Regions from separate parts of the Homo sapiens genome. Here region 1 is linked to region 2. A link is an interaction called in ENCODE POLR2A ChIA-PET data of the cell type or tissue named here. Cell type or tissue: OCI-LY7. All regions are shown on one strand. Links, peaks and the distances in the headings refer to the core of each region. The heading gives the core; the rest is flanking DNA.

Region 1 (8,096 bases), core at 62-5,061, 210 kb after region 2:
GGAGAGAAGAAGATGGGGAGGGGAGGGAGAGGAGCCGGGGCCATAGACCCAGGCCGGGTTAGAGATGCGGCAGAGAAGGACGTGAACTTCTCCTGGAGATCCTGGCTGTCCACCCGGCTGCACGTTAGAATTGCCTTGGGAGTTAAATAAAAATATCCCAGTGTCCAGAGCCACCCCAGCCCCACAAGCCCAGTGCAGCAGAGCAGGCAGCGGGGCCGGAGCAGAGAGAGAGAGGTCCGAGCAGCAACGGGGCCTGATCACTGAGGATGAGGGCCGCTGGGAGGACTTTGGCTTTTTTTGGGATTTTCATCCGAGTCCGTGTTCCCAATACTCATGTCCTTGGGTGACCAGGCTCTGTTTGTTTCCACCCAGGCTCAGAGGAAACAGAGCCTGGCTGAAGGGAACGACTTCATCAGGATACTGGAGGTGTCCAGGCAAAAGTTCAAAGTCTTCATCTAGACTCTTTGCAGCAATGGAATTAGGAGAAAAGCAGAGATTCCAGAGATAGTTGGGAGGTAGGACCACCAATCAGGCCTGAGCTCTTGAAAGCAGAGAAGATGGAATTCCCAGTCCTGGTTGGTTGCAATGTCCGCTTCGTGCATGGCTCTGCAACACTGTGCACAGCTGTTATGCACATTTAAGACTCCGCAAACAATAAGCTAGCAGCAAGCGGCCCCCTGGGTCTTGGTTGTTCCCAGCATACTTGGTATCTGAGCTGTGATTGGGGTGGGGAAACAGGGAGGAGAGAGATGAAATCAAGGACCATAGTTAGTGCAACAGGCAAAAAGAAGCCTTGCCTGAGCAGGGAGATGAGAAGATTCCATCTGGGGGAGTGGGGAGCCCCCAGCCCATTAACGAAGGCCGTGGGGGATACAGGCCAGACCTGCAAGGAGGAGGGCTTGAGCCCCGGGGTCTGGAATCTTTGGGCTATTATGATATCTGTCATAAAGTGTGGCCGCCATTCCTGTCTCTCCAAGAAACAGAAGGTGACAGAGCCCCTCTCAGTGTTGGGACCCGGAAGCTCAAAAGGGGGCAAAGACATCTAGGCTGGGCAGAAACGAAGACGAGACACCTGCGTGGGGCATTCCAGCAGCGGCAGAGGAGGACGTGAACTGATGGGAATTTCCACTATCTGGGTTTAAATCCTGGCTGGAATTTCTCACTCTTTCCATTTCCATTTCATATTTCAGTTAAAAAATAATGACAAAGGCCGAGGGTTACAGAGCAGCCTCCCCCTCCTCGGTAATTACCAAATTAACACATTCTAACAGGCGCCCCCGCAGCACACTGTGATTAACGCACAAGGACAATTAGCTGTAGAGCCTTCTCCTCTCGTTTTAACCTCCTTAAACAGCCCGAGCCGCGTGCAGGGCCTCTGGGGTGAGCCTCCTCGGCAGGCACTCCCTCCCCCTCGATTTAATGGAATCTGAGACCCGGTTTAATGTACTAGGCAGTGCACAGTCCTGTCCCGCCCTCAGGGGCCTCACCCCACAGGTCAGGGAGGCAGCCTCCCCATCCAAGCAGGGGGCCGGGAAAATGAACCCCAAATTAATTTATTCAGCCAATTCATTAGGCAGGCGTTGATTGAGTGCCGGCTCTTCGCCCGGCGCGGGGCTGGGAGCCCAGGGAGATACAAGATAAAGTGGAATGCGGATGGCACATTCCTGGCGCTCGCCGTCCGGGAAAGGGAATCAGGCGGCTGGTCTAAGACACGCCAGAAAGTGGCCGATGTGAAACAGACTCCATGCTCCTGAGGAATTCCAGGAAGGGGGCACGGGGCTGGGTTCTTGCGGACGGCCCAGGGAGTGTGGCAGGTTGGTGAGGTACCCAGAAGCCAGGGCTGCAAATGCAGGAAACTGGCTGAGAGCTGAAGGGGCAGCTCAGCTCGAAATAAAGCTCAGCTCGGCTCGAAATAAAGCAGAGGATGTCAACTGTGAAATTACACCCAAAAGGCAGGAGCCTGGGCTGGGTGTGACATGGTCTGGCTTAGTGACAACGTGGCTTTGGCTGGGGTGTGCTGAGTGCTGGGGAGTGTGAAGAAGAAGATGTGGGTGGGTGGGGACCAGCTCAAGGAGGTTGCAGGGCCCACAGCGGGGAGGGGGAGGTCAGCAAATGGAGGGGCTCACCTGGGCTCCTTCATCCAGAGGCCAGTTAGAGATTAGGATGGAGCTGATGCAGAATCTCAGATGGAGGAGGGAGGAAGGAGGGAGGAGGAGCACAAGAGGTCACTCATAGGAAGGATTAGCAAAGCTTGCACCTGATTAGAGCTGAGGCCCCAAAGAAAGGCAAGTGCCAGGGTTCAGGCTAGAAGGAACAGTGTGGGGGTGTCAGCACCCATGGCTGGGAGGGGAGGAGGGCTTGGGCTTTGGGGTTGGAGCAGGAGCAATGTGGTTGGAGATGGCCGGGTGGGTCTCCACGGAGCCGCGGCAGTGGACAGGAAGGCCCGCTGGGGACACTAATGGGGAAAGAGGACAGACAGGGGCTCTTGGGTAAGGTCTGGAGACTCCAGAATTCACCCGACCTCAGGCCTCAGAGGACCACTTAGGTGGAGCCTCCACTGTCCAGCCCTCCTCAAAGTGCACCTTCAGAGCGGGGGAGTCGGAAGTCTAGAGGTTCCAGAAATGCTCCTCAGCATTCTCCTGCCCTTGGTGGCAGAACCTGGAACCAGGATGGGAGGGGAGGCGTCACCGGGAATCCTAAAGGTGGTGTCTGGCCCCCAAATGGCCCAGCTGCTGACCCCAGGGGCAATTGTTCTGTGTCACCAGTTTTCAAATCTGTTCCAAGAGAGATTTATAACTCCCGCAGCAAACTAGCCCCGTGTGGTTTCTTTCGCAATGCTAAACACTGGCTTTGGCAGCACTCAAAGGGGTAAAATAAAGAGTTAGCAAAGTGTCTGTCCACATTTCCATCTTCAGAAGATGAGGGGGAAAAACCCCATCTGCACCCAGCTCAGATCCTTTGCTCCAGTCTTGCATGGAAGGAAGCTAAGAGAGCTGTGTCTGTAAAGCAGCCGCGTTCGTGTAATCTCATGTAGTCCTCACCACCTGCAATAACGTGTGAAAAACGATGCCCATTCCGCAGACAAGAAAACCACAGATGAGACAGGTAATTTCCCAAGGTGACCTGCAGGTATGGCATCCTCAGTCGGCCGCTTTGCAAGGCAGTGGTTGTTGGCCACCCTATCAGGGGCAGTAGGATGAAGGTTTGAGGCTTCTGCAGATGTGAGGTCGAGTTTGCCTTCAGTATCTAATCAAAGCGTATCTTAAGGAAATGTATGTAGCTTCTCCATGCCATAGTCTCCTCCAGTAAAATGAAGCTCATAATAGCACCTATTCTAAAGCTTCCTTAAGAGGATTAATTGAAGTCATACAGATTCTTCAATAAATCTTAGTGCCGCCATCATCATCATCATCATCATCGTCATCATCGTCATCATCATCATCATCATCGTCGTCACCATCATCATCATCATCGTCGTCACCATCATCATCATCGTCGTCACCATCATCATCATCGTCGTCACTACCATTGTTGTCCTGACCAGGGAAAACACAGGCAGCTACAGCCCCTCTCCCTGTGCCTCCTTACCCTGATGTGTGAAAGTCATGGCTTCCTAAATTGGTTATTTCTTTTTAAGACATCTTAACCAAAGCCTCATGCCTCCAGAGTCCTCACCAGGACAAATGTCAATAAGCAAGATGACTCCCTGAGGCTGAATTTTAAAAGCGCATTAAAGATTAAAGAATGCACAGGTCAATTACTGATACAAGTAAATGACTTTAGGAGTAATTACAAATAATTTTGCCTTGTTTATTTGGCATTAGTTTTGAGTGTCCATAATCCTGGGTCCCGGGGGCCCTTCACTTTGGGTTTGCATTTAGCAGATGAAGGGCCTTGGCTCCAAATGCGGAGCTGGAGTGTGGGAGAGGGCCCTGGCGCTGAGGGCTCGGCCTCTCCAGACTCCATCTGGTTGACTGGCTTCAGATTCACAGATTTCTGCAGCCCCAAACCACTCCCAATAGTTGCCTCACATTAGTCAGGGTTCTCCAGAGAAACAGAATCAATAGGAGATATATAGATAGATAGATAGATAGATAGATAGATAGATAGATAGATAGACAGACAGACAGACAGACAGACAGACAGAGATAGACAAATAGATGGATAGACAGTGGATAGATAGATAGATAAATGGATGGATGGGTGGATAGACAGTCGGATAGACAGACAGAAATGGATAGTATAGAAATAGACATAGATATATTAATAGATGATATAGATATAGATGTTGATATTGATACAGGTGATGAATTGGCTCAATGATCATGGAGGCTGAGAAATCGTATGATATCCCATCTGCCAGCTGGACAACGTGGAAAGCTGGAGGTGTCATTCAGTCTGAGTCTGAAAGTCTGAGATCCAGGTGAACTGGTGGCACAACCCTTAGTCTGAGGCTGAAGGCCTGAGAACCTGGTGCTGCTGGGGCAAGTCCTGGAGTCTGAAGTTCCTGAGAACCAGGAGCTCCAGTGTCAGGGCAGGAGAAGATGGATGTCCCAGATCAAGGAGGGAGACAGAGTTTGCTCTTCCTCTGCTTTTGTGTTTTCTCTGGGCCCTCGAAGGGTTGATAGATGACTGCCCACGTGGGTGGGGGTGGATCTTCTCTTCCCAAACTACTGATTCAAATGCTAACCTCCTCCAGAGACACCCTCACAGGCCTTCCCAGAATAATATTCTCCCGGCTATCTGGGCATCCCTTAGCCCAGTTAAGTTGACATAAAATTAACCATCACAGTGCCGGTCCATCACACACTGTGTAACACACCAGTCTGTCTACTCTCTGGGTGCTGACAGTGGGACCCCGATACTGGGAGAAGACAGAACAGATGTCCCTCAGAGTCTGCAACATAAACCATAGAGGTCATGCGGCTGAGGGCCAAGGGCATGTGAAGGGCAAAAGCTGGTCCCTGGTGAGAGAAAAGGAGGGCTGGTGAGGGCATTGTGCAGACTTAACAGGACAGGAGGAAGTGGAATTTCCAAAGAAGGTGAAGGAGGAAGAGGAGCATGATGGTGAAGGATTTTCCTTTGCTTTAAGCAAAGAGATAGAAAACTGCTCAAACCAGCTCAACAAAATGGCCTGTTATTGGAATGTATATTCATCTCCTAGGACTGCTCTAACAAAGCACTGCAAACTATGGGTGGCTTAAAACAACAGAAGTGTCTCCTCTTACAGTTCTGGAGCCCAGCAGTCCAAAGTCAAGGTAGTGGCAGGGTTGGTTCCTTCTGGAGACTTGGAGGGAAAAATCTGCTCCATGTTCTTCCCTAGCTTCTGGTGGCTGCTGGCTGACCTTGGCATTTATTGGCTTATCAGTGCTTCATTCCACCCTCTGCCTGTGTCTTCACGTGGCCACCTTCCCTGTGTCTGGCTTTGTCTTCCCTCTGTGGATGTTTTTGTGCCCACATTTTCCTCTTCTTATAAGGACGAGTCATTGGATCGGGGCCACTCTAATCCAGTGTGCCCTCATCTTAACCCGATTACACCTGCAAAGACACTTTTTCCAAATAAGCTCACATTCATAGATCCTGGATGGACATGAATTTTGAGGGGACAAATTCAGCCCAGTGCAGAAGGTTACAATGAAGACACAAACTCCTGAGGACCGACATAAGAGCAGAGCTGGGCTTCCTGAGATGGGGTCTGGAAACTGAGAAGTTAGAGGACAAGGGAGGCAGGACCCTTGAGCCACCCACACTCATTGTCCCCTTCTCCCTTAGTAATGGAACCTGATCATGCCCAGATCCTGGACATGCATGTGCTTAGGGAGGGGGAATCCCTTCCCCCAGCCCAAGCGGGAGCTTGATGTAGTCAAAATTAATCATGGTGATTCCACTCACCTCGTCAATGACTGTTTCAGACATGAACTTGTGATGCCAATTAGATTATAAAGATAAGTACAATAAGGCCAGGGTGGGGGTGCTGGAGGTGGCTTCTGAGAAGTAACATTTCCATAGCTAGAAAGAGATTTAGCAGTTTTGCCGTGGTAGCATAATGGGCATCAGACATACCGCCTTGCTACAGACTACTACAGAGGTGGTACAATAAGTAAAGGAGCAGTTTTACTTCAGGCAGGCTTTTGACAACAGGCTTTGGGCAGAATACGGCACGAGGCTAAGATCCATGGGAGGATGAAAACATACAAGGTAAGATCCATTTCTACCTAGGATTTTTGCCTGGGAGCATTTCCAAACTGAGGTATGGGAAAGAAGAACCCAAACAGAAAGCTCTATCATTGGGTGGACAAAGTAGAAAACAGAAAGCAAGGTTGCTGGCTGGGAGTGGTACCTCACACCTGTAATCCCGGCACTTTGGCAGGCCAAGATGGGCAGATCGCTTGAGGCCAGGAGTTTGAGACCAGCCTGGCCAACATGGTGAAACCTCATCTCTGCTAAAAATACAAAAAAATTAGCTGGGCATGGTGGCAGCTGCCTGTAATCCCAGCTACTCGGGAGGCTGAGGCAGGAGAATAGCTTGAACCCAGGAAGTGGAGGTTGCAGTGAGCCAAGGTCGTGCCACTGCACTCTAGCCTGGGTGACAGAGTGAGACTGCAGCTCAAAATAAATAAGTAAATAAATAAATAAATAAAATAAAAAATAAAAATAAAAATAATTCAAGGTTGCTGAGGAATCTGGAATTTGCAGGGCAGGGTACCAGAGTAGAGAGAGCTATGCATACAAGTATGTCCCAAGATTGACATGGAGTTCCCTAGAGTTTTTGGTCAAATACTAAGCAGGTTATGCTTAGGAGGAGACTACATAAGGCCTGACACAGAACAACTATTAGAGAGCTGTGAGCTAAATGGAGATTCTAAAGCACAATGTCTCCCAGCACCGTGCTGGGAGACATTGAAGTTCTGACCAGCCAAAGTGGGGAGACATTGCTGAACATTCAAAAATTTAGTGGAGATTTCAAAAGTCCACACCTTAGGAATAGGGCTACTACAGCGTTAGAGTAAGAGCTACTTCAGATCCACGTTAACAAAGCTTAAAACCAAGCCAAGACAAGATTCAGCCGATCCACCAGCAAATTAACTACCTGCCAGAAAAAAATCCAACACTCTTTAAATAAAGACAAAATAATCCAAATGATCAATAATGTGTCAGCAATATTTGGAATATAGTAAAACATTTCTAGATATATGAAGCAGGAAAATGTGACAAAATACCCAAGAGAAACACCAAGTCAATAGAAACAAACCCAGAGATAATATAAATATGGGAATTAGCAAACACGATTTTTAAAACAGCCCTTATAAATGTGTTCATGACTTATAAAATGAATATATATGAATAAAATGAATATATGTAAAATGAATAAATATGTAAAATATATATATAAATAAAATGAATATATATGTAAAAAGTGAACAGATGGGGAATCTCAACGGAGAAATAGACACTATATATATATATATTATATATATATAAACTGAATGGAACTTGTAGAACTTAAAAATAAAAGATCTGAAATTGTAACATTCACTGAATGGGCTTAACAGCAGCAGATACATTGCAAAAGAAAGCATCAGTAAACTTGAAGGCAGGCCAATAGGAACTCTCCAAACATAAGTACAAAGGGAAGTGGGAGTGAACAAGATTAATAGAATCGCTGTGATTTGTGGAACAATGTTACGTAATCTAAAATACATGTAACAGGAGTCCCAAACAGAGAGGATAAAAAAAATGGGGCAGAAAACAATATTTGAAGAAATAGTAACTGTAAATTTCAAATTTGATTTAAAATATCAATCCACATATCCAAGAATCTCAACAAACTTCAAACAGGATAAACACGAAGGAACTTCTGCTAGGCATATCGGAGTCAAATTTCTGAAAACCAAAGATAAAGAGAAAAATGTAAAAGCAGCCAAAAAAAATTAATTGCATACAGGAAAAAAAAAATCACTCAATAAGAATCATCACTGGGCAGGGCGCTGTGGCTCACACCTGTAATCCCAGCACTCTGGGAGGCTGAGGTAGGTGGATCATGAGGTCAAGAGTTCGAGACCAGCCTGGCCAACGTAGTGAAACCCCATCTCTAC
Region 2 (11,326 bases), core at 3,382-8,381:
AACACTGTGTGGCTGCCTTGGGTTAGGAATGCTGCTAGGAGCTGGAGATAAAAAGACAGGACTTAGTCCCTAGCCTCGGGGGTCTTACTGTATAATAGAGTTGTGGCTGTCAGGCTGTGAGGAGACAAGACAAAGCCAGTTCCCTGTCGCACAGGGGTTTTCAGAGTTCGGGGTGGAGAGGGTGGAAATGGGAGCCCCAACAGGCAGGGTGTCAGGTAGGGCAGCCCACGTCCCACCCAGAACGACATGCCTCCTTTTTAATCTGTGTCATATTTTGGGGTCTTGAGTAAGGTGCTATTTCCCAGAAGGATCCTAATGCCAAAACAGTTTGCAAAGCTCTGTGGGAGGAAGCTGCAGGTCACAGGAGGGGAAACTTAGATCACACAGACTCAATAAGGAAGACCGGGGCTGCTCCCAAACCTCAGGCATGATCCACTGGGATCCATCAGCAATGTCTTTTTCCTCTTTATTATTTCTTCCAAATACCAGCCCTGGGAGACACGTTAGAACCCATCTAGCTACACATAACAGCTCTCCACATCTCTGTGGGAATATAGACAGGCCCGAGGCAGGGGGCTGGCTCAGGGTTCCACAGTGGCAGAGGAAGAGCCTCCACAGATCCCGCCTTGCCCTCTGTCGCCAGCTTCTCCTCTCTGCCTCCATGATCTGGAACCTTCAGCTGGTCAACTGAGCCACGCCCGGTGCTGTGGTGCTTCCCCAAGCTGCACACGCCGATGGCAGTGAGGAATGACTGCGCCCATTGCATCACCTCCTCGCTGTCAGTGAGCCAGTGAGCACCTGCGGCTGCTTCGAGGGGAACTACAATAAAACTTCCAAGACAGTCCACTTTTTAGGAGGTATAAGCAAAGAGCAAACACAACCTGTCAATCGTGCCGAATGCTGCTGATGCTGTTCTCTCATCCTAAAACAGACGATGAAAATGCTAAGCTCTGTAAAGAAGGACTTAGTCATATTCAAAATTCTCCAATAAACACCTCACTGTTGTGTTTCGCCAGCTCCGCATTACACGCAAGTCTCAATGGCCCGTGGCTCAGTGTCCTGCTCCGTGAAATGACGGAATTGGACACAGCTCACAGCTCACTCTGGAGTTAACTGAAGCCCTTGAAGGAAAACCACCAGGTTTTCTAAGAGTTTATGGCATTATTTATTTTTATTATCCTCACCAAAAATTTATGTTCAGCCACTTTTTTTTTCCTCTAAATTTTCTGGAACGTTTCTCCTTAGTGTTCTTCATTCATGAAGCACATAAAAGTCTCTTTGACCTTATCTCTCTCTCTCTTTTTGTAAAGCTCTTCTTGGTATTATTGAATTTTATTCATAGCAAGACCCATCTGAGGCAATCCTGGTGCAATCTTCCTCACTTTGTCTGTCTTCCTTCCTTCCTTCTTTCCTTTCTCCCTTCCTTCTCTCTCTCTTTGTGTCTTTCTTTCTTTCTTTTTCTTTCTCTCTCTCTCTTTCTCTCTCCTTCCTTCCTTCTTTCCTTCCTTCCTCTCTCCCTCCCTCCCTCCCTTCCTTCCTTCCTCCCTTCCTTCTCTCTCTCTTTCTTTTCTTTCTCTCTCTCTTTCTGTCTCTCTCCTTCCTTCCTTCCTTCCTTCCTTCCTTCCTTCCTTCCTTCCTTCCTTCCCTTCTTTCTTTCCTCCCTCCCTCCCTCCTTCCCTCCCTCCCTCCCTTTCTCTCTCTCTCTCTCTCTTTCTTTCCTGTCTCCAATCATCCACCCACCCACCTATCCATCCACCCACCCGCCCATCCATCCATCCACCCACTCACCCATCCATCCATCCACCTACCCACCCACCCATCCATTCATCCACCCACCCATCCATTCATCCATTCTTTCACCTAGTCATCCACCGATTCAACCACCCATCCACCCATCCAGTTATCTACCCACCCACCCATTCACCACCCACCCACCCACCCATCCATCCACCCATCCATCCAATCATCCACCCATCCATCCAACCACCTATCCACCCACCCTTTCACCCATCCACCCATCTATCTATCTATCCATCCATCCTCCATCCATCCATCCATTCATTTAACAAAAGAGACAATCTCCTGTCCCCTTTGGGAACACTGCCAAGTTTTCTCTGCCTTGCAGCTGGGTCGAGTTGACATTTGGCAGAAGGAGGTGGGTGGTACATTTTGCATCAGGGCCTAGGCCTGCCTCAGACACAGGTGTTCAGCTCCATGCCAGGACTAATGCTGGGCATGGAAAGCTGGAGAGGTGGCTTTGTGCCCAGGGCCGGTTGTAGCATCTTGGCATGTTTCTGTTCCCAAAGTCCCCAGTGGGCACAGGGACATTCAGCCATCTTCAGAGATAGCTACCATTTAAAGCAACAAGGAGATAGGACAACCATCACTTTCCCTGACTCCAGTGAGACCTGGAGGCTGTCCTGCAAGTGAGATGCCACCTTAAGCTCTTCATGAGCAGAGTTGCCCATAGCCCTTAGCTCACTGCAGGAAGCAACCAATGTGGCCCCCACATTAGTAGCCCTCAGAGCCAGACCAAGTTCAAAATTTGGTTAACAAACCTGTAGGCTTCTTCTTGTTTTCAAATGTCACAGAAAATCTTTTTGTGCTATTGTAGGAATGGAATCTCTCCTTCCTTCAGCCTCATCTGAGTTGAGGTGGGGAGAGTTGGACACAAAGTTCAAGGGGAGAGAACACTCAAAACAGCCCCCAGAAAGCCAAGGCAGGGGTTGGCACACCAAAATGACACAGAGACAGCTCCATGCCCTAATGGGTCGATCCCATCCTTCAATAACAGTGGGTGGCTGGGATCTTCTGCATTTCACGGGAGGCTCAGGGAGATGAAGCAACTTGCCTGAGGTGTCACAGGTGTAGGAAGGAGAGTAGGGGCAGATGGGGCCCAACTCCAGGTTTGCCTGGATGCAGAGCCACGCGTTCCCCCCGCCTCCTCCTTGATGGGTTCTCTCTGCACGCTTCAGGGTGCCCCCATGCTCTGCTCGGCCCCTGCAGCAGGAGGGCACAGAGCTCACTGCTGGCTGGTCTCCATGGCAACAGCTGACGAGTCTGCATCAGATGATGGCAGAGCTGCCTTGGAGCGCGAGCTTGGCTGTGACGGCAGGGACTTGGGAGGAGAGGAGCTGGAGGAGTGGGGGATGGGGCATGAGCTGGGGTGCCGGATGGGCTGCTCTCCCAGCAGCCATTTGGAAGATGCTTCCAGTCAAGTCTCAATCTCAGTCGGTCACTGGTCCATGTATATTTCATGGACATCTACCCTGTGCTGGGCACTGGGCAGACAACAGTCTACTGGACCCAGTCTCACTCTCAAGGGGACTGTAGTCCAAGAGAGAGGCAGGTAGATTATCAGGTAATTCCAGCTCACCACGATTGATGGGAAGGTAGGGAAAGTTTGGGATACATGCAAGGCCGTAGGAGAGGCACCCCACCGGGGCTTGGGGGCAGGAAAGTTTTCCAGGAGAGAGGGATATCTACGTGGCTTTCTGGCGGGGGGGGGGGGGTCGGGGAGAGAGAGAGAGGGAGAGAGGGAGAGAGAGAGAGATGAATGAGATCTGCCAGGAGTCCTCAGTGCCTGGAGCTCCAAGGGAGGAAGGCTAGGGAGGGAAGCCATGCTTGTCCTGGGGCCGAGATGAGGAGGAAGGGGAGGGTCTGCTCCAGGCCAGCCCTGGACAAGGGGATAAATTTTGTCTTCACCAGACACTGAATTGGTCATCCTCACCTCCCACCTTACAGATGAAGAAACTGAGGCTCAAAGAGCCACAGCGGGACGGAGGAGGTGGACCCGGCTCTGATGCAGGTGGCTGGTTCGATGGCAGACTCCCCTGTGCCGAGACTCCCAGACCAAATCCGGAGGTCCTGGAGTAGAGTGGGTGGGTCCGCCAGGGCATGGCCAGGCTGCCTGTCTCTGGAGACTCCCCCAAGGAAGTTTCTTGACCTTGAGGATGATAACGCAGGGCAGGCTCTTGAGGGCTGTGCAGGGACTCCCTGGAGAGCCCTGGGAAAAGCAGGTCCCCGCCTGCCTGGGCCTCTGCCTCTGCTGCAGGGGCCAGCACAGGTGTCAGGTCCCCACACATTTCATGTCCAGGCCATTTTCCCACTCTAGGGCCAAGGCTGGGCACTTCCCAGTCAGTGGCACAGCTGGTACTGTGGGGTCTCTCGCTCTGCAAAGGTTGGTTTCAATCCCAAGTGTCACTGCTGGAAACACTGGCCACCCCGGGACATGTGGTCTTGCCAGTCCTTCTGCAGGGCTCTGTTTCTTAGGTCCCAATCATCTGCAGGGAGCACTAGTCCGAGATCTTCCAAGATGCTGGGCAGGAACAAGCCTGCTATGCTCATTCCCAAAGGACTCCACATCTAGATAAATGAAGGCCTGGAAGGCTCTTTGGCTCTACACTAGCAAAACAGCTTACGTCACCCTGCCTAAAGAGACAGTCAGGAAATCCCCTTGTTCCTGGGCGAGGAGAAGCTGGCCCACACGGAGTGACGGCATTGAGCAGATACTACCCTTGGCTCGCTCATGGATGGGGCGGGGCCTGCTGACCTTGACAGCAATCAGGGGAGGGGGTTTGGAGGGAAGGGGTTAGCTGGTGAAGGTGAGGGAAAGGACTGGAGTTAGGACAGGGTGCAGCGACCACATCCTGTGACGAGGAGGCATCTGTGACCTGTGTGATCTGCCAGGCAGGCAGCACAAGTCATTGTACTGCTACTATGCCCGCTACTGAGACAGGAACAAAGAGAGGCTGTTTCTGCCTCTTGGTGCTCTCCATTGGACATGTCTGCTGGGCAGTGCTGGCTTTTACCATAGGTATTTTTCTGCTCTTCCTTCCCTCCTCCTCTCCCTCTCTCTTTTCCAGGGCACTCACACACACACACTTGCACACATGTGCACAGTTGCACACACATGCATTGAACACATGTGCACATATATGCGTTTGCATCCACTTGCACACCCACACACCTGTGCACTAGCACCCATTTGCACGCATGTCCACACACTTGCACACATGTGCATTTGCAGAAATGCACCCTTGCACTTGTGTGACACACCTGCACACTTGCATACACCCATTTGCATACAGGCACAGACACACTCGCATACATTTGCACACACAGCCACAAACTTGCACAAGCAGCACTTGTACACTGACACATATCCGTTTGTGCCTATACAGTGCACACTTACACATTTGCACACAGCTGTGCTTGCTCACACATTTGCACACACCCACCTACACACTTGCACACATACTACACACTTGAGCGTGCAGCACACATACCTATGTGCATACATGCACATTTGCACATGCACACAGCAGTGGCACACACTTCTCTATCACTCTCCCTAGTCACTGTTCTCCCCTGTGATTCCCACCCCTCTGACCGCCCCTGCTCACTTGCTGCCCCCTCCACTGGAAGGGGCCTGGCCTGGTGCCCTGTCTCTGTCTGTCTCCACCGTGCAGGGAGGTTTCACAAGGACTGGCTGATGTCTCGCCTCGAGCTGGCCTGGCCGCAGCTGCTGCTGAGCGGAAGTCTCTGAGGGGCGAGGCTGAGAGGAAACCACACTCTCACTGGGGTTCCCGCAGCTCTGGCCTCTGGGGAGGGGTGTGGAGATGTGTGGGCGTGAGATGGCTTTGAGGGAGGGACAGCATGAAGCTTTTCGCTGGGTCTGTCTTTTCAGTCTCCAGGACAAAACTAGGCCACTGTGCTCCAGGAGAAGGGAAAACCCACGTCCCCCCAGGCTGGGCCCACCGGCAAATCGGGCTCCCAGGCCCTTCTCAGCCCATGCTTCTGTCTCTGCCTTGTCAGGCTTATTCTTTGGGGCTTTGAAGCAGCCTTTGGTGGGCAAACGGCATCTCAGGGAACCCTGGCCTGTCTCCTCCAGAGCTTGTGCCTTGGCCCTGGGCAGGGGCCACCATGGGCTGTTGATGTAAATGGCATCCCCAGAGTTGTGCAGTGTGGGGGCAACCCTGAGGTATCAGCCCAGCCCCCTGTCTGCAGCTTTTGCTACCCAGCCCAGCTCCAGCTCTGTCTTTGTCACTGGGGGTGGTGGGGGAGGCTGGAGCTCAGGGACGGGGCACTCCTGGCAGATTCTCCCTGCCCCAGGTGGAAGGGGAGGGGGGAAGTACCCATCCTCCATCCTCCTATCCTGCCAGCGGGGTGGGCGCTACTATGCTGGGGAGGGTCTGGCTGAATAATGATGCTGAGCTCGGGACACCAGCCTTCTCCGTGCACCTACTGTGTGCCAAGTACCATCCCAAGAGCATTATGGGTGGTAACTTATACAATGACTCAGAGAGGCACCGCTATAATCACCCCCAGTTTCTGTCTGGTTCCAGTCCTGGCCACACAGCTAATAAGCAGCAAATGGATTTGATCTGATTTTATCTGAACCCAGGCAGGCTGGCCCAGAGCCCACTGTCTAATCATTGGGCCGTCCAGCCTGTCAAGACTCCAGGCTCGCTGGCGTCGTACCCCTCTGTCATTTCCCAGGGAAACAAGCTCTAGCAGCACCTGCCCTGTGGGTACTTTGGCCCTGCCTCCCTGCCTCCCTGCCTCCCTGCCTCCCTGCCTCTCATGATAGGAGCCAAAGAATGGTCTCCTTTGCAGGAAAGGAGCTCGACGGGGGTCTTCTCTTGCAGGCTCTGTCTTGCATGTGGGTCCTGAGCTTTCTCATTGAGTAAGGGGAGGGGGCAGCTGGTTCAGTCCAGCGCAGAGTGGATGGAGGCCAGTTGAGGCTTTCTTGAAACCCTAAGCCCAGCTGGGATCCTCGGGGAAGGATCCTTCGCTGGGATCTGACTGGCTCTTCCAGAGGTCAGTGGGGCATGTGGCTGGAGCCCAAGTAGGAGGGAGGAAGAAATGGTGGTCTGAGTCCTGGGGTGACCAGGCCCTGAACCTGCCCTGCTGGGACCCCATTCCCTGACTCTAGGCCCCCTTTCCCCACCACACAGGACACCAGGCTCTTGCCTTAAGACAGGAAAGGAAATGCCTTATGGTGAACAATTCTCCAGGTCCCTATTGTGGCTCCAACAGATGCCAGAGGGACATGGCAGGTGACCCTGGTCTCCTACGACCCTGACTTTACTTGCTGTCATGAGGCCAATCTCTTACCTTGACCCACCTCCTGCCTCTGCTTTCAGAAGGGCAGAAGAGCGGGCCTCCTCTAGCTTCCCAGCCGCCTCCCGCCTCCTGCCGCCCGGCAGCGCTGGGCCCCCCAGCAGCGAGGTTCAGGAGGGGAAGAACCTCTCGCAGGTGAACAAATTGCTGCACATCAGACACATTCTTTTCAAGCCTCATTTTCTCTCCTTTTCATGCTAACTTTCCCACTATTAAAGAGCATTTTTAAAAAGAAGATGAAAAAAGGCAGAGAGAAAAGAAGGATGAAAGTGTGAGCGGGTATCCGGAAGTCCTTTTCAATTGCCTGCTGCTGTGCAGGGTCTGAACTAAGAGCAAGAAATTGGAGGATGCTGGAGGGGCGAGGTTTCGTTTCAGTCCTGCCTATTGGGCCAAGTCTGGGGCGGGGAAGGAGAGGTGATGGAGGTGGGCCTGGCTGGGCCCTGCGGCCCTGGAGGCTGCCCCTCTGCCTGCCACCCAGCCCCTGGCCTGTGCCTGGCACAGGAAGCCCGTCAATAATTTCTTGTTGAATGAATGAAAGAAAAGAAATCAGTGGATGGAGAAGGGCTGGATTCTTTTGTGGGGACCTTCCACGCCACCTTCTCTGTGGGGCTCTAGGGCTGAGAAAGAAAGGACAGATTTGGCAAAGGTCAGGCAGGGGCTGGGAAAGCATTAGGTGGACCAGGCATGCTACAGCAAGGCCACGCCTGCACTGTTGTCCCACTGGTGACACCCATGGGTGCAGCCATGGCGGGTGGGCGCAGTTTCACATGGGATTGGGGGTGAGCCTGGGTTGGGTGGGCGACCCCCACCCCTTCCCTACCCCTCTCCCCACCAGCAGGTACTACTGGGTCTGCGTGAAGATAAAAGCTCAGGAACATGCCAGGAAGGTGTGACCATGATGATACCTCTGAGATGAACCCAAGAAGAAACAGCAGAGTATTACAAAGGGGAACAGGACTCAGGGTGGACTTCAAGTATCATTAAACATAATCAAATATTTAAAAAGTTATTATTGACTGGGTGCAGTGGCTCACGGCTTTAATCCCAGCACTTAGAGAGGCCAAGGTAGGAAGATTGCTTTAGCCTAGGAGTTTGAGACCAGCATGGGCAACATAGTGAGACCCCATCTCTAAAAAAAAAAAAAAAAAAAAAACAAGAAAAAAACAGGAAATAAAATACAATAAATAAAAAAATTTAGCTGGGCATGGTGGTGCACACCTGCAGTCCCAGCTACTCGGGAGGCTGATGCAACAGGATTGCTTGAGTCTAGGAGGCCGAGGCTGCAGTGAGCTATGATCAGGCCACTACACTCCAGTCTGGGCAACAGAGCAAGACCCAGTCTCATACACATACACACACACACACGCAAGAAAGTTTCTGTTTAATCCAAAGGATGGAATGCTATCCAGCAGGGAAAAGGAAGGAGCTACTGGTACATGCAGCAATGTGGGTGAGCCTTGAAAGCATTGTGCGAAGTGAAGGAAGCCAGACACAGAGGCCTCTGTATATATGACATTCTGGAAAAGGCAGAGCTTTAGGGACAGAAAATCCATCAGTGGTTGCTTGGGGCCAAGATGGGGGGAGAAGATTGACTGCAGAGGGCCAGGAGGGACTTTTCTGCATCATAGAGACATTCTCTATCTCGATTGGGTGGTGGCTCCATGACTACATATACATGTTGAAATCCATCAAATGGTATACTTAAAATTAGTGAGTTTTATTGCATGTGAATTGTACTTCAACGAAATGGGTATATTAAAAATCTGCAGCTGTCTGCAATCCTTCTATGTCCTAGGCATGAGCTGGGAACATCTAAATATAGGATTTTCAATATTCAGGACAACCCAGTATTTTTTCAGAGAGATGAGCACAGGCTTTGCGAGGTCACACGGTGAATGCAGGCCACACAGCTTATATGCCAGCGTGGAGATAAAGGCTGAACTTTCTGCCAGGGGCCTGGAGGGGAGTGAGCACAATAAGACCTGACCGTGGTGGCCATGGAGCCTGGTGCCCCAGGGTTCTGTGTTCCCAGGGACCTGCTGTGTAAGGCCCGACCATCTGCCCACAGGAGCTCAGATCACCTTTCTCTCCAAACTGTTTGGGTATTTGAGTCCCTGGATTTTTCTAAATCAGAGTTTGGTTAGGCCTGGTCCCCCAGAAATGCCCTCAGAGCCCCAGGCAGGGACCCCAGCCACTTGCCCTGGAGGAAGCCCCTGGGCTTGCCTCCCTCCTTCCCCCACCTTCTCTTTCTCTCTGGATATCAGCATATTTGTCACACTTACTTCATTTCTCCTCCAGCTTGGTGACGCAAGGTGAGCTGAAGGAGAGCCGCTTGGGTGAGGATTATGAAGGCACGGGTGCCATGGAAACCACTCTGAAGGCCCCCTAAAGCTGCAGCTGTCAGGAGGGGCTGTCTGCTGCCATTGGTCGGCCACGTGGACCCTCTCCCTAACACGATGCGTGACTTTTATTTATTTTACTCTGTTTTGCATCTTATGCCTGCTCTCGGCTTCTCTTGGCTTCCTCACAGTCCTGGTGCAGGATGCTGCCTGCAGGTCAGTAGGATAAAGGTGCTAATGTTTTCTGTTTCTCTTTTTTGAACTTCTGACTTTTTAGGCTCATTTTCTGGTGCTCTCTCCTCCATGCCATAAGGCAGCACAGATTTCAAGCCATAGATGTTGGAGGCAGAAAATGGGATTATGTTAGACAGAGAGGGAAGCCAGCTCTTCTAGCAGGTGCTGTAGAAATGGCTTCTGATTTTGGTCACAGAAGCAGTCCCTAACTTTCCCTGCAAATCCAAGAAGCCCTCAAAGGGGCCAAAGGCAGGCTCTTTAGCACAATGTCAATCTGAGCAGAATGGAAGGGTTGCCAGAGGTTGCTAGTGAGATTCAAAGCCCTGTGGGTGCCTTGATCTTCCTAAGCTTGCTTTTAGAGAAGTGTGCTGTCGAAACTTCAGGAGGCCGCCAGCTTCTGGTTGGACCTCAACCTCCTCCTCCCTCAACCTCCTCCTCCCTTTGAGTAGGAATCAGAAGAATCTTTTACATTAGCCTTTGCCTTGATAGTTTTTATATCCTTCATTTTATTTCTTTCCAGCAATGGCCCTGAGAAATTGGCAGGCGAAGTGCCATTAACCCTGCATTGGAGAGGAGGAAATTGAGACCCAATTTTTTTTTTTTTTTTTTGAGACAGAGTCTCGCTTTGTCACCCAGGCTGGAGTGCAGTGGTGCGATCTCAGCTCGCTGAAATCTCCACCTTTCTGGTTCAAGTGATTCTCATGCCTCAACCTTCCGAGTAGCTGGGATTACAGGCGTGTGCCACCATGCCTGGCTAATTTTTGTATTTTTAGTAGAGACAGGGTTTCACCATGTTGACCAGGCTGGACTTGAACTCCTGACCTCAAGCGATCCACCTGCCTTAGCCTCCCAAAGTGCTGGGATTATAGTCGTGAGCCACTGTTTCCAACTGAGACCCAATAATTTAAGTAGAAGGGCTGGGACTGGGGCCTGAGGCTGCTGCTCCCTGCCTAAGGCTCTGAGACTGCTTGATCACAGGGTCAAGATCTTTGATGAAGCCGCTTTCTCAAGCTGTGGGTGGGCTTTTCCTGGTAGGAAATTTGCCTGAGACCTGGCAAAGATGGGACCTTTTAAATAGTGAAGGGAAATGAGCAATCCTTCCAAAGTCAAGTTCCTCAACGAAGCCCTTCTAAACACTGTCTCTCCTCCCTGCACACATGCCTATGTGCACACAATACACATGCTTGTTCATGCTTTATCCCTCTTGGTTAGGGGTCTATCCCCATCAAGCCATTAAAGTTGTTCTGGTGGAATCTCTGATGACACATTTTTTTTTTGGCTTGTGAAAACCAACCATTTTGTTATTTCATGAGTTTATGAGTTGACTGGGCTCAGCTGGGAGGTTCTTCTGGATGGGGCTTCAGTCATAAACAAACATGACTAAGTCAGAGTCCCCAAGATGTATCACTCACATCTGGCATTTGATGCTGACTCACTCTGGGCTGGCCACTCCACCAGGGCTGTTGACTGGAGAGGCTACACGTATCCTAGGCTGGGATTCTCACAGCATGGGTGCCTGGGTCTGAGAGGGAGGGCCCCAAGAGAGCACATTTTAAGAAAGAGGAAGTGAAATGTGCCAGTCTTCAAGACTGGACCCAGAACTGGCATAATGTCACTTTTGCTGTGTT

Evidence for each region. ChIA-PET counts read pairs that join two places held together with the same protein. Peaks named below come from ENCODE experiments on the same cell type or tissue, not always from the same donor. Only the 100,000 strongest peaks of a DNase experiment are listed, where the experiment ranks them.
Region 1: POLR2A ChIA-PET joins it to region 2 with 7 read pairs; 4 of 35 experiments call an interaction of 5 or more read pairs at or near these places.

Annotation. Positions count from the first base shown.
Region 1 is chr17:77,669,922-77,678,017 of GRCh38, reverse strand. LOC107985079 (a long non-coding RNA gene) reads right to left here. Exons shown (of 2, transcript XR_001753032.2): 2 at 1-715. Among named protein-coding and RNA genes, the nearest start is that of LINC01987, 55 kb to the left of the region's middle. In OCI-LY7, for the core only: no CTCF peak of the experiment used is centred there; no DNase peak of the experiment used is centred there.
Region 2 is chr17:77,875,957-77,887,282 of GRCh38, reverse strand. LINC01973 (long intergenic non-protein coding RNA 1973) reads left to right here and starts at 3,196. Exons shown (of 2, transcript NR_028337.1): 1 at 3,196-3,361; 2 at 3,745-8,282. RefSeq lists an enhancer at 4,359-4,718 and a silencer at 11,014-11,199. In OCI-LY7, for the core only: no CTCF peak of the experiment used is centred there; DNase peaks (open chromatin) are centred at 4,682 and 5,552; H3K4me3 peaks cover 1,970 bases; H3K27ac peaks cover 2,039 bases.